Regions from separate parts of the Homo sapiens genome. Here region 1 is linked to region 2. Evidence: read pairs that join two places in POLR2A ChIA-PET (ENCODE). Cell type or tissue: HepG2. All regions are shown on one strand.

Region 1 (8,000 bases), 100 kb before region 2:
CCAAGGCGGGTGGATCACAAGGGCAGGAGATCGAGACCATCCTGGCCAACAAGGTGAAACCCCATCTCTCCTAAGAAATACAAAAAATTAGCCAGGTGTGGTGGCACATGCCTGTAGTCCCAGCTACTCGGGAGCCTGAGGCAGGGGAATTGCTCGAACCCGGGAGGCGGAGGTTGCAGTGAACTGAGATCGGCCACTGCACTCCAGCCTGGGTGACAGAGTGAGACTCCGTGTCAAAAAAAAAAGTCCCAAACTGTTTGGCTTTATTTAGGCAGTAAATATTCTACTTCGGGATGACCTGTCATGGAGCCAGTAAGGCCTCTACAAATCACATCCCAAACAAATACAACTCAGATGAGCAAAGTAAGGCCCAGATGAAATGACATCTCGATCTCTTCTATGGCAGAAACTCAGCAAGACATAATGAAACAAAGATAGCTAAAGTTCATTATTTAATGCTCTACTCCCAAGAGAATTATGGGACTTTAAGGCTACTCACTAACATACAAAATTACCATGCAGATATGGGGGGAAAGTCCATGTCCAGAAAAAACTTGGTTTGCAAACCTTAGAACTATGTCATTGCAGGATTATGTGTGTGTGCCCGTGTGTGTGCTCACAGGCTTTGAAGAGTTTTATGAGTATCCATTATCCAAAATGCTTGGAAACAGAAGTGTTTTGGATTTTAGATTTTGAAATATTTGCATTATACTTAACAAGTTCAGTTCAGCATCCAAAACCCAAAATGCTCCAGTGAGCATTTCCTTTGAGCATGTCAGTACGCAAAAAGTTTCAGATTTTGGAGCACTTAAGATTTAGGATTTGGGATATTCAGCCTGCATAATCAAACCTCCTTCATTCAGGAATGTAAAAGGAGGTATTAATATGAGCTTAGAATAAAGAACACCTTAGACCTCTGGCAGCGTGGTGGGCTGAGATGACATTAATGGGTAGCTGCTCACCCTCCCCACCTCACTCCCTGCTTTAAGCACATAAAAATGCTAGATGAGCTGGGTACAGCAGCTCGCGCCTGTAATCCCAGCACTTTGGGAAGCTGAGGCGGGTGGATCACGTGAGGTCAGGAGTTTGAGACCAGCCTGGCCAACCTGGTAAAACCCCATCTCTACTAAAAATACAAAAATTAGCTGGGCGTGTTGGTGGGCGCCTGTAATCCCAGCTACTGGGGAGGCTGAGGCAGGAGAATCACTTGAACCTGGGAGGCGGAGGTTGCAGTGAGCCAAGATTGTACCATTGCATTCCAGCCTAGGCGACAGAGCGAGACTCTGTATCAAAAAAATAAAATAAAAATACAAAATTAGCTGGGCGTGGTGGCACACGCCTGTAATCCCAGCTACATGGAAGGCTGAGGCAGGAGAATCGCTTAAACCCAGAAGGTGGAGGTTGTAGTGAGCTGAGATTACACCATTGCACTCCAGCCTGGGCAGAAAGAGTGAAACTCCGTCTCAAAAACAAAACAAAACAAAAGCTAGATGAAATATATCTCAAAAAATGTCAAAATGTTGCCAAGGCTAAAAGGAAGGGGAAACCCCAAGGTACCATAAATAATCAACTGCAAGTCAGAGCAGAAAGCACCTAGCCCTGCAGAGCTTTGGGAAAGACAATGACCAGCGTAGGTAGTTAAGTTAGATTAGGTATCTTTTCATCTTCATTTAAAAGGTGCCAGGATTTCTTATTCAACAGAATGTAAACACCTGTACATATGTACACAGGACTGTCAGCTTGAATGTTTGTTAAGGAATTTATTATATGCAAACACAAGTACCACTACTACCATAGAAAGCAACTGGACAAATAGAAGCCTTGACACCTTGGAATCCATGTATTAAAGACAGAGCCTCTGTCATTCTAAGGGTCTTTGAGTGAGGGTGTGGAACACAGCCCACCAAATGAATATGATCAAAGAATAAATTTCTCATGTTAAGTCACTGAGATTCCATGATTTACCTTCATAGCAATTAGCTCAATATTTTTTCGCAATATTCTAGTCATTCTTCTTCTAGTCTTGCCTCCAACCATGTGTTTCATTTTTTAAACAATGGTTGGTACAAATCTAGGGAAAGAATAGGTGATTTTAATGATTTTTCCATCTATTTAAGGTAAGGAAGTTGGCAACAGGGAAGGTCTTCCAATACAAGGACACCATCACTACGTACAATGTAGTTTCAAATGATGCATATGAGCACCAGATAAAATTGTCAGTGTTTAGAAACTATTACTTTGAACAACACTCATACAGCAAGATGCTTTTTACACTGTAAGGTACAGAGGAACTGGCCTCACACAGACCAGCAGATTCATATATAAGGCACAGATTCACTGAGTAGAGTAAGTAGCCATGCCTTACTTTTCCTCTGCTGGGCACTAAGTTGAATTTATCCAACATAAACGCATGTCATGCCCTGAACCACTTTGACTTTCCTCACTAAAGATTATGTAAGAAAGTAGCAGGATGGCAACTGCCCTATTTTCTTTTTCGAGACAGAATTTCACTCTGTCACCCAGAGTGCAGTGACACGATTTGGGCTCACTGCAACCTCTGCCTCCTGGGTTCAAGCCATTCTCCTGCCTCGGCCTCCCAAGTAGCTGGGACCACAGGTGTGTGCCACCACGCCCAGCTAATTTTTGTATTTTTAGTAGAGATGGGGTTTTGCCATGTTGGCCAGGCTGGTCTTGAACTCCTGGGCTCAAGCGATCCACCCACCTAGGCTTCCCAAAGTGCTGGGATTACAGGCATGAACCACCGTGCCCAGTCGAAAACTGCCCTATTTTCACAATGAATACACAAAAGAGCTATAAAATTAAAACATGAAGCTCCTTTGTGGTAATCATTAATGGAGCACAAAACCCTCAAGACAGCCTATGAAATGCCAGTTCAATTCTGTGTCCATTCTGTAATTCAGGAAACCTCTACCAAAATATCTTACAAAGGAAGTATTCTGCCTTACTAAATCTTTCATTTAATGAAATACTGATCTGAAAACCCTGAATCGAAGTAGGGTGAAATACATTCAAAAAGTACCAAGCATGTGCCATGTGCCAGGCACTGTATGCCAGTGAGCAAAGAACCCTGCCTTCACTGCGTTTAGCACAGGAAGTAAAACAAAGAAAGCAGCAGGGCAGAGCACCAGGATGTCAGGCTGCAATTTTAAAGAGTGGTCAGAGCAGGCTTCATTGAGATGACGTTTGTGCAAAAAGTCAAAAGTGGTGAAAAAATTTTCCATGAAGTTTTGTGGGAGAAGAGCATGCTAGGCAGACACTAGCAGTAACAAAAATCCTATGCTGGAAAAACAGCAAAAGTGGCCAATGTGGACAAGGTAGAGTGAGCAGGAGGAATTCAATAGGAATTGAATGAGGTGGGGTAGAGTGCAGGTAATTTAGGGCTCCACAGACCTTTGTGAAGTTTTACTTTTACTTAGGAAGCCATCTAAACAAGACTTAGACTTTTAAAGGATCAGTCTGGTTGCTATGAGAGTAGAATAGGATGGGTGAGAGGAGACAAAATGAGGCAAAACAAAGACCGGTTAGGAAACCACAGAAATAATCCAAGCAAGCTATGATAGTGTCTTGGATTAGGGTAATAGCAGTAGAGATGTTAATATTTTAAGGTGGAACTAAGATCAGATGAAGGATGTGAGGAGTGCAAGACCATTTCTGCCTAGAAACAAAGAATGGAGTGGCCATTAAGTGATTGAGGATGACTGAGAGGAAAAATTTCAGAGGCAAAAGTAAGTTTTAGACGTAAATTTCGAGGTGTCTACTAGATACCTAACTGAAGATGTCACATGAAGACGTTAATATAATCTGATGTCCTTATGATGAGATCACCAAGATGAGTACTAAGAGAGGAGGCAAGCAGCCCAAGGTCAAGCTCGGGGGCACACCTATGTTTTAGCAAAATGCAGGGAAATGAAGATTGGGCCAACAGCAAGACAGAGAAGGAGCAGCCAGTAAAGGAGAAACGTCAAAGCAAGTGTAGTATTTTGCAAGCCAACTGAAGAGTGCTTCAAGGTCAAATGCTGGCTGCTGATTAGATTTAACAATGTGGAAATCTTTGCTGCCTTTTACTAAGAGTAACAGAGAGGAGACGAACTCTAATCACCTATCAGATGACCTAACCAAGTGTCCAAACTTAACAGCCTGGAAAAGCCGTAACTGTTGTGATGCAATATGGAGACCATAGCATCACCTTGCACTCTTGCACAACAAGTTTAACCCGAAACTTGCGAAAACTTTAGACCTTTCAGTTTACAGAAAGTTCAAAGGGATATCAGAAGTTAAAATTAATGACAGTACAAAGAAAAACTCAACAAGACAACAGGCCTAGTATTTCCAGAAAGTAGGAATCTTAATTGAATCGTGTTTGGGGGATGAGGGTAGCTATTTAAAAAAGAGACACATGGAAAAATCTGAAATAAGGACTCGATGTTAAATTAGGGAAGTATTTTAAGTGGGAAAGTCAACTTTTCTGTTTGAATTTCTTTTCCTAATAAAACAAGTTGGTGAAAAAAAAGGAAGGGGTAATAAACTGGAGGAAGTTTAGAAAACTGAGTTTTGCTTTTATAAAGGGGAGCACTAAAATAATCACTAGCAAGGGATATAGGATCAAAAGATTTTTTAATAACATGCTTATTATGCTTTTGGAAATGATTTAGTAGAGAAAGAAAATAGATGCAGTAGAGAGAGGAGAGGACTGCTGGAGCTGTATCTTTGCCTGAGACATAGGTTTGCATCTCGTGCTCCTTACCTGGGGCAAATGCAGGAGCAAGAGAATTGTGGGAGCCATGTATCCATGAGTAGACATAGACTATTCGGGTGCTTTTGTAGAATATTCATTTAATACCAATTACTGTAAGAGTTTGAAAGGAGTAAAGAGAACCCAAACAGGGCAAAAACAAGTCATTTCCAACCCTAGCTGCTTAAATCACCTAGGCAGCATATTAAACAGATTCCAAAAGTTCTCCCCTCCCACCAATTGTCTAAAGCAGTCTCTGGGGATAGGTAGAGCCTGAGAACCTTCTACCATTTTCTTTAGGGTCGTGTCAAGTGCTTGCCATAGGCCAAAGACAGCTTTAGTAGTTTAAACCTCCAATATTTATTTTTCTCAGATTGCCTATTTTTCCAAAAGTACAAACGCTTATACCTATGTGCACTTGTTAAAGATTTACTAAACACATCATAGTACAGTACTGTATCAGTACTGCCTTTTACTGGAAGAATAAGATGACTATTAACACAATTCTGTAGATACTTATTACAAGCAATTTCAGGGATTTGGGGAATTCAGAATCCCTAGGTAGCTAAAATAATCTATTGAAATCATGTGTGGTTGGTTATTTGGACTAATCAACTACCGGACCCATCTAAAGTCAGAGTAGCCCATAAGCTAGGACTTTTGCATAAGTGATAATGCAGAAATTTGGCTGTGGAGCAAAAAAAAAAAATTTTTTTTTTTTTTTTTTTTTTTTGAGACAGAGTCTCACTCTGTCACCCAGACTGGAGTGCAGTGGCATGATCTCAGCTCACTGCAACCTCTGCCTCCTGAGTTCAAGCGATTCTCGTGCTTCAGCCTCCCAAGTAGCTGGGACTACAGGCTATCCTGCTAACCAGTGGTTCTTAGCTGGGAACTGTTTTGTCCCTCAGGGACATTTGGCAATGTCTGCAAACACTTTGGTTATCACAATTGTGGGAGGGGGTTTAACTGGCCTCTAGTGGTAGAGGCCAGAGATGTGGCTAAATATCCTATAATGCACAGCAATAGCCACCACGACAAAGAATGATCTGGCCCAAACTGCCAGTAGTGCTGAAGTTGAGAATCTCTGTTCTAGACCATTAAAAGGGGGTAGAATTGGCCAGGCGCAGTGGCTCACGCCTGTAATCACAGCACTTTGGGAGGCTGAGGCAGGCAGATCATGAGGTCAAGAGATCGAGACCATCCTGGCCAACATGGTGAAACCCCGTCTCTACTAAAAATACAAAAATTAGCTGGGCGTGGTGGTGCATGCCGGTAGTCCCAGCTACTCGGGAGGCTGAGGCAGGAGAATCACTTGAACCCGGGAGGCGGAGGTTACAGTGAGCCGAGATGGCAGCACTGCACTCCAGCCTGGTGACAGAGCAAGACTCCATCTCAAAAAAAAAAAGTAGGGGGGAAGGGCATAGAATCATGCACCTTATTGCTACCCTGTGCTATACCAATGTTTCTCAACCACTAATTGGCATATAAATTGCCTGGGCACCTTGTGAAACCACTTTCTAGGCTTGTTTTAAACAGAGAATTGGTGAAATGTAATTACCAAAGCTAAAAATAAAAGAGGTCTGGCTGGGCGCAGTGGCTCACGCCAGCATTTTGGAAGGCCGAGGTGGGCAGATCACCTGAGGTCAGGAGTTCGAGACCAGCCTGGCCAAAATGGTGAAACCCTGTCTCTACTAAAAATACAAAAAATTAGCCGGGTGTGGTGGCACATTCCTGTAATGCCAGCAACTCAGGAGGCTGAGGCAGGAGAATCGCTTGAACCTGGGAGGCAGAGATTGCAGTGAGCCGAGATCGTGCCACTGCACTCCAGCTTGGGCAACAAGAGCAAAACTCTATCTCAAAAAAAAAAAAAAAAAAAAAAATTCCTTTTTCTTCTAACTTGGTCAGTTATAAATGTGTATTTAAGATTGTCTTAAATTTTGGAAATATGCTACTAGAATTCAACAAATGAATTCACTGAAGCATGTTTTTGCTTACTTCATTATAAGAAAGCTATGTCTAGAAACCATGTATGGAAAGGGAGTCAAATTTGCTGAATCATGCTTTTGCATATCAAGTTCTTAAAAGAAAAAACTGGATCCTACTGATATCTGAGGTAATTCTATAGCAATTAAAATACCTGTAACATTCTATCAGGCAGTAAGTTACAGAAGAAGGAATTTATATATATATATATATATTTTTTTTTTTTTAGTAGAGATGGGGTTTCACTGTGTTAGCCAGGATAGTCTCGATCTCCTGACCTCGTGATCCTCCCGCCTCGGCCTCCCAAAGTGCTGGGATTACAGGCATGAGCCACCGCGCCCAGCAGAAGAAGGCATTTAGAATCAGAACTCAGTGTTTTGAAACAGCACTCAAATCTTAGAAAATTAACTTCACTGATTCCTGGAAAATGCTTACGTTTTAAAACACCAACTTTATTCAAATACTAACCCCATCTGTACATTAAGAAACAAGCAAAATAGAAGTAAATGTTTTATTCTTCCAACTAAATTCCAGTACTACAAGGGCAGTAAAACAATGATACACTGGAAAAAAAAAAATGCAGCAATAAACATTTGTTAAAAAGACTGATAGAATAAATAAAACTACAAAAAAAAAAAAAATCATACAAACCCATTCTGAAACCCCAAGAAGTCCTGGAATACAGAAATGCCCTCCTCCTTCACTATTTCACAGGAAGCACTGCAGGCTATTTGCTTAATATTGTCCTGGGATTACATTCTAAAATTAGTAACTGGTTACAGCTCGGTTGTAGTGCACAATTAAAATCACACTAACTTCATCTGAAGTGTCATTCTACAGTTTTATTTACACAACCAGTGAAGGGCATGTTCTAGAATACCAGCTTTAATCCTTTTCAAACATTAATATAAGAAGCCAAATTGTAATGATACAGCAAAATGAGGCCACTGGTATTAATACAGGTAGCAAAGGTCCACATCCAGGTGGTACTGACATCAGGGAAATTTCCAAAACCAGTTGCTGCTGCCTAAGAGTGGTTGCCACTGACGAAAGCTTGAAATAACCTGTATTCACAGAAGGGGTATTGGCATTGCTGCATGTCATAATTGGGACCTCTTGCAACAACTCAACAAGGAACAAGGCAGCCCACAAATGCAGGATACGTGATTCATGAAACATCTAAAGGGTGAGAAAAAGAAAATTAGTGCAAAATACAGGTCAAAATCCAAACGAATACTAGATCTTGATTCCCAATTTTGCCCCT
Region 2 (8,000 bases):
CACATGCCTCAGCCTCCCGAGTAGCTGAGATTACAGGTGTTTGCTACCATGCCCAGCTAATTTTTGTATTTTTAGTAAAGAAGAGGCTTTGCCATGTTGGCCAGGCTGGTTGTGAACTACCGGCCTCAAGTGATCTGCCCGCCTTGTCCTCCCAAAGTGCTAGAATTATAGGCGTGAGGCACCACTCCTGGCCTGATTTTCTCATATTAAAGAGGGACATGTAATACTTCAAAGGGTTGTCATGAAAATGATAGATAACGTGTTTGTTATAAAATACCTGACCAGGGAAGACAATCTGGTTACACAGAACTTTGGAATAACTTCAGTTGTATTGTTGCCCCCAGGCATGGTTTCTTCTCGTCTCTCTTTCCCTCTTTCAAGTTTTTTTTTTGAGACAGAGTTTTGCTCTTGTTGCCTAGGCTGGAGTGCAATGGCATGATCTCAGCTCACCGCAACCTCTGCGTCCTGGGTTCAAGCAATTCTTCTGCCTCAGTCTCCCGAGTAGCTGGGACTACAGGCTTGCGACACCATGCCCAGCTAATTTTTGTACTTTTAGTATAGACGGGGTTTCACCATGTTGGTCAGGATCATCTCGAGCTCTTGACCTCGTGATCTGCCTGCCTCAGCCTCCCAAAGTGCTGGGATTACAGGAGTGAGCCACCGTGCCCAGCCTCCCTTTAGATAGATTTTAGCTTTACTGAGGAATGCAAGCAATTCATTAGAAACTGCCAGCCAGAAAGCAGACGCATGTGCTGCCATTGGGTGACCTCTTAATGATGTGCTCAAAGAGTATTTACCTATATGATAAATATGGTGCGTTGTTCTTTGGGGACTTTTAGCAGTCTAAACAAATGCTTTTTAACAAACAGGATCCTCCAGCTGTATCCTTTTGTCTCCTTTCTGCCTTTCCCTGTCAGTTTTTGTTTTCTGGCCACCCTAAGCTGCTCTCAGTTCTTGAACAAACCACAGCTTTCTGCATCTCTAGCCTTCACTACCTGGACTTCCCATCACTTTGCCCTGCGCTTTAGGTCTCATTTTAATACCACATCTCAAAGACGCCTTTTTCAGTCTTTCAGGGTAGCTCTGGTCTCTTGTCGTATGATCCCATAATTCTCTGTGGTTCCTCTTTCATGATAGTAATCACACCTATTGCTTCTTCATGACTATCTTCTCCACTACACTCTGAGCTTCATGGTGGCAGAACCTGCCTTGTTCACCATCGCATCCTCAGTGTCTGGCACAAAGTAAACATGCAGAGACATTTTTGTTGAATTCAAAGTGGGCTGGGCAGGGTGGCATGTAATCCCAGCACTTTGGGAGGCTGAGGTGGGATGATCGCTTGAGGCCAGGAGTTCGAGATCAGTATGGGTAATATAGCAAGACGCTGTCTCTATTTAAAAATAATTAGAAAAAGAAAGTGAACAAATTAAACAAATGTCTCAAAAAGATTTCAGCACCAGAAGAGATCTTAAAGGTATAGTGATCATATTTGCTCAAACAAAAGGCAGAAATTATTGCCTGGTAAAGGATTTTGTTTTTGATTTGTAAAATTGCTTACATGGAAATCCTCTTTTTTTTTTTTTAGTTGGAGTCTTGCTGTGTTGCCCAGGCTGGAGTGCATTGGCACAATCGCAGCTCACTGCAACCTCCATCTCCCAGGTGCAAGCGATTCTCCTGCCTCAACCTCCTGAGTAACTGGGACTACAGGCACATGCCAACATGCCCAGCTAATTTTTGTATTTTTAGTAGAGACAGGGTTTCACCATGTTGGTCAGGCTGGTCTCGAACTCCTGACCTCAGGTGATCCACCTGCCTCGGCCTCCCAAAGTGCTGGGACTACAGGCATAAACCACCGCGCCTGGCCAAAAATTATAATAAAACTGGAATTTCAAGAATTTTTGGTTATATATTTAATATATATATTTTATATATATATTTGCTTTTGTTAAAGATATGACAATTATTTGGCATTATGATAATCAAGAAGCATCTGGCATAAATGCTCTTACACTTAAAGTAATCTAGAGTTCAATAAAATAAAAATCTATGTAGTGAGTTAATGTTTTTAAAATATTAACAGGTATTTTTCATTTTGGTAACTCCTAATTTCATGTTACCTCACAGTTCTTGATTCTAGAGCCAGATAGCCTGGGCTCAAATTCTGTCTCCACCACTTAGTTCTTATTGATTTTTCTTTTTTTGAGATGGAGTCTTGCTCCATCGCCCAGGCTGGAGTGCAGTGGCATGATCTTGGCTCACTGCAACCTCTGCCTCCCAGGTTCAAGGGATTCTCCTGCCTCGGCCTCCCAAGTAGCTGGGACTACAGGTGCCCACCACCACGCCTGACTAATTATTATTTTTTTAAATATTTTTAGTAGAAACGGGGTTTCACCATGTTAGCCAGGATGGTCTTGATCTCCTGATCTCGTGATCCACCTGCCTCGGCCTCCCAAAGTGCTGGGATTACAGTCATGAGCCATTGTGTCCGGCCGGTTCTTATTGATCTTAAGGAAGTTTCTTAAACTATGTACGCCACATTTTCACTATTTGTAAACTGGTATAAAGTAGTATCTGTTGGTCAGGCTTGGTGGCTCACGTCTGTAATTCTAGCACCTTGGGAGGCTGAGGTGGGAGGATCACTTGAGCCCAGGAGTTCAAGACCAGCCTGGGCAATATAGTGCAACCTTGTCTCTACGAAAAATTTAAAAATTGGCCAGGTGTGGTGAGCTGTGCCTGTAGTCCCAGCTACTCAAGAGCTGAGGTGGGAGGATCAGTTGAGCTTGGGAGGTCAAGGCTGCAGTGAGTGGTGATCGTGCCACTGCATTCCAGCCTGGGCAACAGAGTGAGACCTTGTCTCAACAACAACAACAACAAAAAAGTATCTATGTAATAGAGTTATTTTGAAGGTGGACTGAGATAATACATGTAAAATTACTAGAATGGTGCTTGGCACTTGGCTGTCAATACATATTATTTTATTATTATTGTTATTATCCTGAGAGCAGTCACACCTGAAAACAAAATAATCATTGCTTAGCTTTGCATTTTAAAATGGTTTTAAAAGTCTGTATTTAAAAACCTATTAAGTCAAAAGTCTGTAACAGGGCAACATCAGAGAAAATGGTGAAGTAAGGGCCTATGAAAATTCTTTCCTCTGTGAAAGCAGCAAGAAAACTAAAAAAGATTGTCAGAATAAATTTTTCTCAAACTCTGAAAATTAATCAAAGGTTTTCAGCTATCCAGGGACATTTATTCAGGTAAATAATAGAGAACCTAGTAGAAGTTTCTGACTAGAAAACAGCTAAATCTCAATTAGAAAAGTGAGCTTTGGGGCATTTTAACCTGGTGTATTCCCATCCTCTACTCTTCAGTCTCATGGCAGCCTGAGAACTAAGAGCTCACAATCACAATGAAAACCAGCAGTGTGGTAGCCATTGGAGTAGGCAGAACAGAGTTGTAGCGCCTTTAATGCCTCACTCAAAGAAAATTGTCATTATCTGATCCATCTGGTGGTTCTCTGGAAGACCTATTTACAAGACTGTCTGTATTTAACCTAACTTGGGGCTGATTCAGTGTCACTGCAAAAGACCTTTTCCCCCTGAGATGGGTTTTTGTTGAAAATATTTAAACGTGATTGTTTAGCTATTTGGCTGCCTGAGGTAATGGATAACAGCTGGGGCAAACAATAGGTTAAACAAAAAGCTTAAAAGGAAAAACTGAGGAGTGAGATGTTTACAGGGATTTTGAAAAGCCCTGGCATATTTCCGGGGAATTTAGAAGGTCATGTGCATGTGTAGGGCTCTGTGCATGCTAAGAGTTTTAGAGCAAGTAGCTAGGCAGACAGGAGCAGGGCAGGAGTGGGCCTCCCACCCCACCAGGAATGTCAGGCAACCATCAGGTGATGGTCAGATAGTTGTTGAACTGTCTGTCTAAAATAATAATTGGTTGCAGCCAGTGCCAGGGAAAGGCTGGCTCCCAATAGACACAAAACACCTGAAACTGGTGATCAGCAGCTTCCTGATAAGATCTCAGGAGCTGGGCGAGTAGGCTCAAGCATGCGCACTAAGGGGCAAAATGATGAAGTTTAGCTGGTATATGACCTTCCTTTAGGAACACTTGACTGGTAAGGGAAAAATGCCTCAAATAAGCATGTGCACAACTTTAGTAAAGACACTGTGCATGTGGCCCCTCCCAAGTGCTGGCAGGCCACTGCACATGCAGACAGCCCACACTAAGGGAAAAATCAAGGGAGAAGAGACGTAAAACCCCAGAAGCATGCCAACATACAACCCCCAAGTCAAAGGTCAAACAGTGCACTTGGATCTCTGAAGTCTCCTGCTTGTCCTCCTTTTTGTTCCTGCTCTAAAATTTTTAAATAAACGTTCACTCTCGCTCCTGCTCTAAAACTTGCCTTGGTCTGCCTTATATCCCTCAGGTGAATTATTTCGTCTGAGGAGGCAAGAATTGAGGTGCTGCAGATTTGTATGGATTTGCTGCTGCTAACAAGAGCTGTGTGTATGCTCGGGAAAGACCTGAGAAAACCTTAAGCTGTCACCTCTGGCTGCCCTTGAGGCCCTACAGAAAGTGAAGCCTAAGGCAAAGTTGTCAACTGCCTGGCTAAATATTGAAGGCAGCCCCAATATGCACACAGAGCCCTTCAGCAAAGACTGGGAGAAGTATCCATTCCAAAAGTGTAAGAAAATCTCTGTCCAATCACTAGAGGAACACTAAGCTAACTGAGCAGAGACTTACCAGCCATACATAAAAAAGAATACAAATTTTATTTTATTTTATTTTTTTGAGACAGAGTCTCACCCTTTCACCCAGGCTGGAGTGCAGTGGCATGATCTTGGCTCACTGCAACCTCTGCCTCCCAGGTTCAAGTGATTGTCCTGCCTCAGCCGCCCGAGTAGCTAGGACTACAGGTGCCAGCCACCACACCTGGCTAATTTTTTATACTTTTGGTGGAGATGGGGTTTCATCATGTTGGCCAGGCTGGTCTCGAACTGCTGACCTCAGATGATCCACCCGCCTTGGCCTCCCAAAGTGCTGGGATTACAGGTGTGAGGCATCATGCCCGGCCTCAAGAATACAAATATTAAAAAATTAGTTCTTAAAAGTCACTAAACAACAGCAAATAGAAACCAGCAACAACAAATCCTGAGCAGGGCAAAGAATCTAATTTCCAGAGTTACCACATTTTAAATTTATATTTTATTTATTTGTATTTTATATGTCTAGTTTAGTGGTTAACAAATATTTCTAGACTTTCAAATAAAAAGTATGGCCCAAACACAGGAAAAAAAAAGTAGTCAACAGAAATGCTCCCTGAAGAAGCTCAGGCACAGGACTTTAGACTAAAGACTTTAAATCAGCTTTTCTTTTCTTTTTTTTTTGCATCCCTGGGTGGGCATGATCTAAACCACCTACTTTAAAATATGTTCAGAGAACTATAGTAAAGTATGGTAATGATGTCTCACCAAGTATAGAATATCAATAAACAGATAGAGATTATTTAGAAAAAGAACAAAATATAAATTTTGGATGTTAGAAGTATAACTGAAATGAAACTTTCATTAGAAGAGCTCAACAGAAGATCTGAGTAGGTAGAAGAAAGAATCAGCAAATGTGATGATCAGCTGAAATTTTTCTGTTTGATGAACAGAAAGAAAAAGGAATAAAGAAAATGAGCAGAGCCTTAGAAACCTGTAGGACACAATCAAGCATGCCAACATATGCATAATGGGAGTTCCAAAAGGAGAGAAGAGAGAGAACTATGCAAAAGAATACTTGATAAAATAATGTCTGAAAACTTCCCAAATTTGGTGAAGAGTCTGTAGCAGATACAATGACCTAGGAGCCAAAGAGTTTTTATTTATTTCATTTATTTATTTTTTCGAGACAGTGTCTCACTCTGTTGCCCAGGCTGGACTGCAATGGCTCACTGCAACCTCTGCCTCCCAGGTTCAAGCAATTTTCCCACCTCAGCCTCCTGAGTAGCTGGGACTACAGGCACACACCACCACACCTGGCTAATTTTTGTATGTTTAGTAGAGTTGGGGTTTCACAAGTTGGCCAGGCTGGTCTCAAACTCCTGAACTCAAGTAATGCACCTATCTTGGCCCCCACAAAGTGCTGAAATTACAGGTATGAGCCACCATGCCCGGCCATCAGAAAGCTTTTAGTTTGCAAGAACCAGGGTTTGGAAGGACAGACGTGCCCCCTCCATCATTTCTTTCCTTTTTTTTTTTTTTTTTTCTTGAGACGAAGTCTTGCTCTGTCACTCAGGCTGGAGTGAAATGGCACAATCTTGGTTTGCTGCAACCGCCGCCTCCTAGGTTCAAGCAATTCTCCTGTCTCAGCCTCCTGAGTAGCCGGGACTACAGGCACCCACCACCATGCCTGGCTGATTTTTGTATTTTTAGTAGAGACAGGGTTTCACTATGTTGGCCAGGCTGGTCTCGAACTCCTGACCTTAGGTGACCCACCCACCTCGGCCTCCCAAACTGCTGGGATTACAGGTGAGAGCCACTGTGCCCGGCCCCTTCATCATTTCGATTTAAGACATACCATTTACACATGGTATGAAGAAGCATGTCTGACGATGCCAAATGCTTCCAGCCTGACAGAAAAGGTGTAAGACTTCTTTCTGGGCTAGTTTGAAGGGCTCAGAGATAAATGGAGGAGCTAGTTGAAGAGAAAAAATAGAGTTGAGATGTTACAATGGGACTTTGCACTCTACAACCCTTCTCTCAAGATAAAAATTCTCGTTACACATGGATAGAAGACAGAAAACTCAGAGGTGTGAGGATTCCTCAATCCATCTGGAGCTCTGGGAAGAGTGCCCTGGGCCATTCTGGGTGGGGGTGGGAGGGTGGTCACAATAGAGACGAAGGGAAAGTGCAGTGTGTTTAGGTGGAGAGGATATGACAGAGTTGGCTTGCTCACTCACGTGCCGCCACCCTCACCCCCCTCCACCAAATGTATTTCTCCATCCATGGGGCTGGAATATGTCTAAAAGTTATTTTCCATGTCTTAGCGGGACCCAGAATGAGTTCATAACTGAGGATGGGTGTGTCCATCAGAGGGTCACCATGGTGTGAAATAATGGGACCTCAGAGTAGAGGTCATGGTAGAATAGTTTAGCATGGATAGGATAAGAGATGTGGCTGAATGGTGGAGAATCAGCAGTGCCATTGTGAGACAAAGAGAGAAGACTACCCTGTCTCCAAGCAGTCCTGGAGCACCAACCAGCAAAGAGGACAGATTATCTAAACTTGACCTTGACCGTCAACATAGCGGGGACAGAGGCTGCCGCACAAGCCACACCTCAGGAAAGCTGGTGAAGAGGGAGATAACACATGGAACAATGCTCCCCTGATGCTGGGATAATATGTAACCCCCCTGGAATTTAGATTAGTCTGGGAAGAAAAGGAGGTTAAAAAAGGTGAAAGAAAAATAATCTTTTCTTTTGTTTTTTGTTTTGTTTTGTTTTGTTTTGTTTTTTTGAGACAGAGCCTTGCTTTGTTGCCCAGGCCAGAGTGCAGTGGCATGATCTCGGCTCACTGCAACCTCCACCTCCCAGGTTCAAGCAATCCTCCTGCCTCAGCCTCCTGATAGCTGGGATTACAGGCATGCACCACTACTCCTGGCTAATTTTTGTAATTTTTTTTCTTTTTTAAAGTAGAGACTGGGTTTCGCCATATTGGCCAGGCTGATCTCAAACTCCTGACCTCAAGTCATCCTCCTGCCTTGGCCTCCCAAAGTGTTGGGATTACAGGCATGAGCCACCATTCCCAGCCAGGAAGAGAATCTTAAAAGATGACATCTTTAAGATGGAAGTGACTTGAATCCCTGAAATGGATACAACTAAGTTTTCTGCTACCAGAGACAATGGGATCTTGAGAGCTAAAATTAATTTCAGCCATAGACAAGGAAAATTATATCTTTGCACATCTAGACTGTAGTACTGTGAAAATGTATTTCTACTGTACCTGTTT

What was found. ChIA-PET counts read pairs that join two places held together with the same protein. Peaks named below come from ENCODE experiments on the same cell type or tissue, not always from the same donor. Only the 100,000 strongest peaks of a DNase experiment are listed, where the experiment ranks them.
Region 1: POLR2A ChIA-PET joins it to region 2 with 6 read pairs; 3 of 35 experiments call an interaction of 5 or more read pairs at or near these places.

What each region holds. Positions count from the first base shown.
Region 1 is chr6:87,667,693-87,675,692 of GRCh38, forward strand. AKIRIN2 (akirin 2) reads right to left here. Exons shown (of 5, transcript NM_018064.4): 5 at 7,168-7,915. The coding sequence ends at 7,905. It also overlaps a transcript of ORC3 not described here. Among named protein-coding and RNA genes, the nearest start is that of AKIRIN2, 31 kb to the right of the region's middle. RefSeq lists a silencer at 4,866-5,066. In HepG2, no CTCF peak of the experiment used is centred here; DNase peaks (open chromatin) are centred at 4,179 and 5,129; H3K4me3 peaks cover 371 bases.
Region 2 is chr6:87,769,235-87,777,234 of GRCh38, forward strand. No RefSeq gene overlaps it. Among named protein-coding and RNA genes, the nearest start is that of AKIRIN2, 71 kb to the left of the region's middle. In HepG2, no CTCF peak of the experiment used is centred here; DNase peaks (open chromatin) are centred at 3,767 and 7,327; H3K4me3 peaks cover 1,006 bases.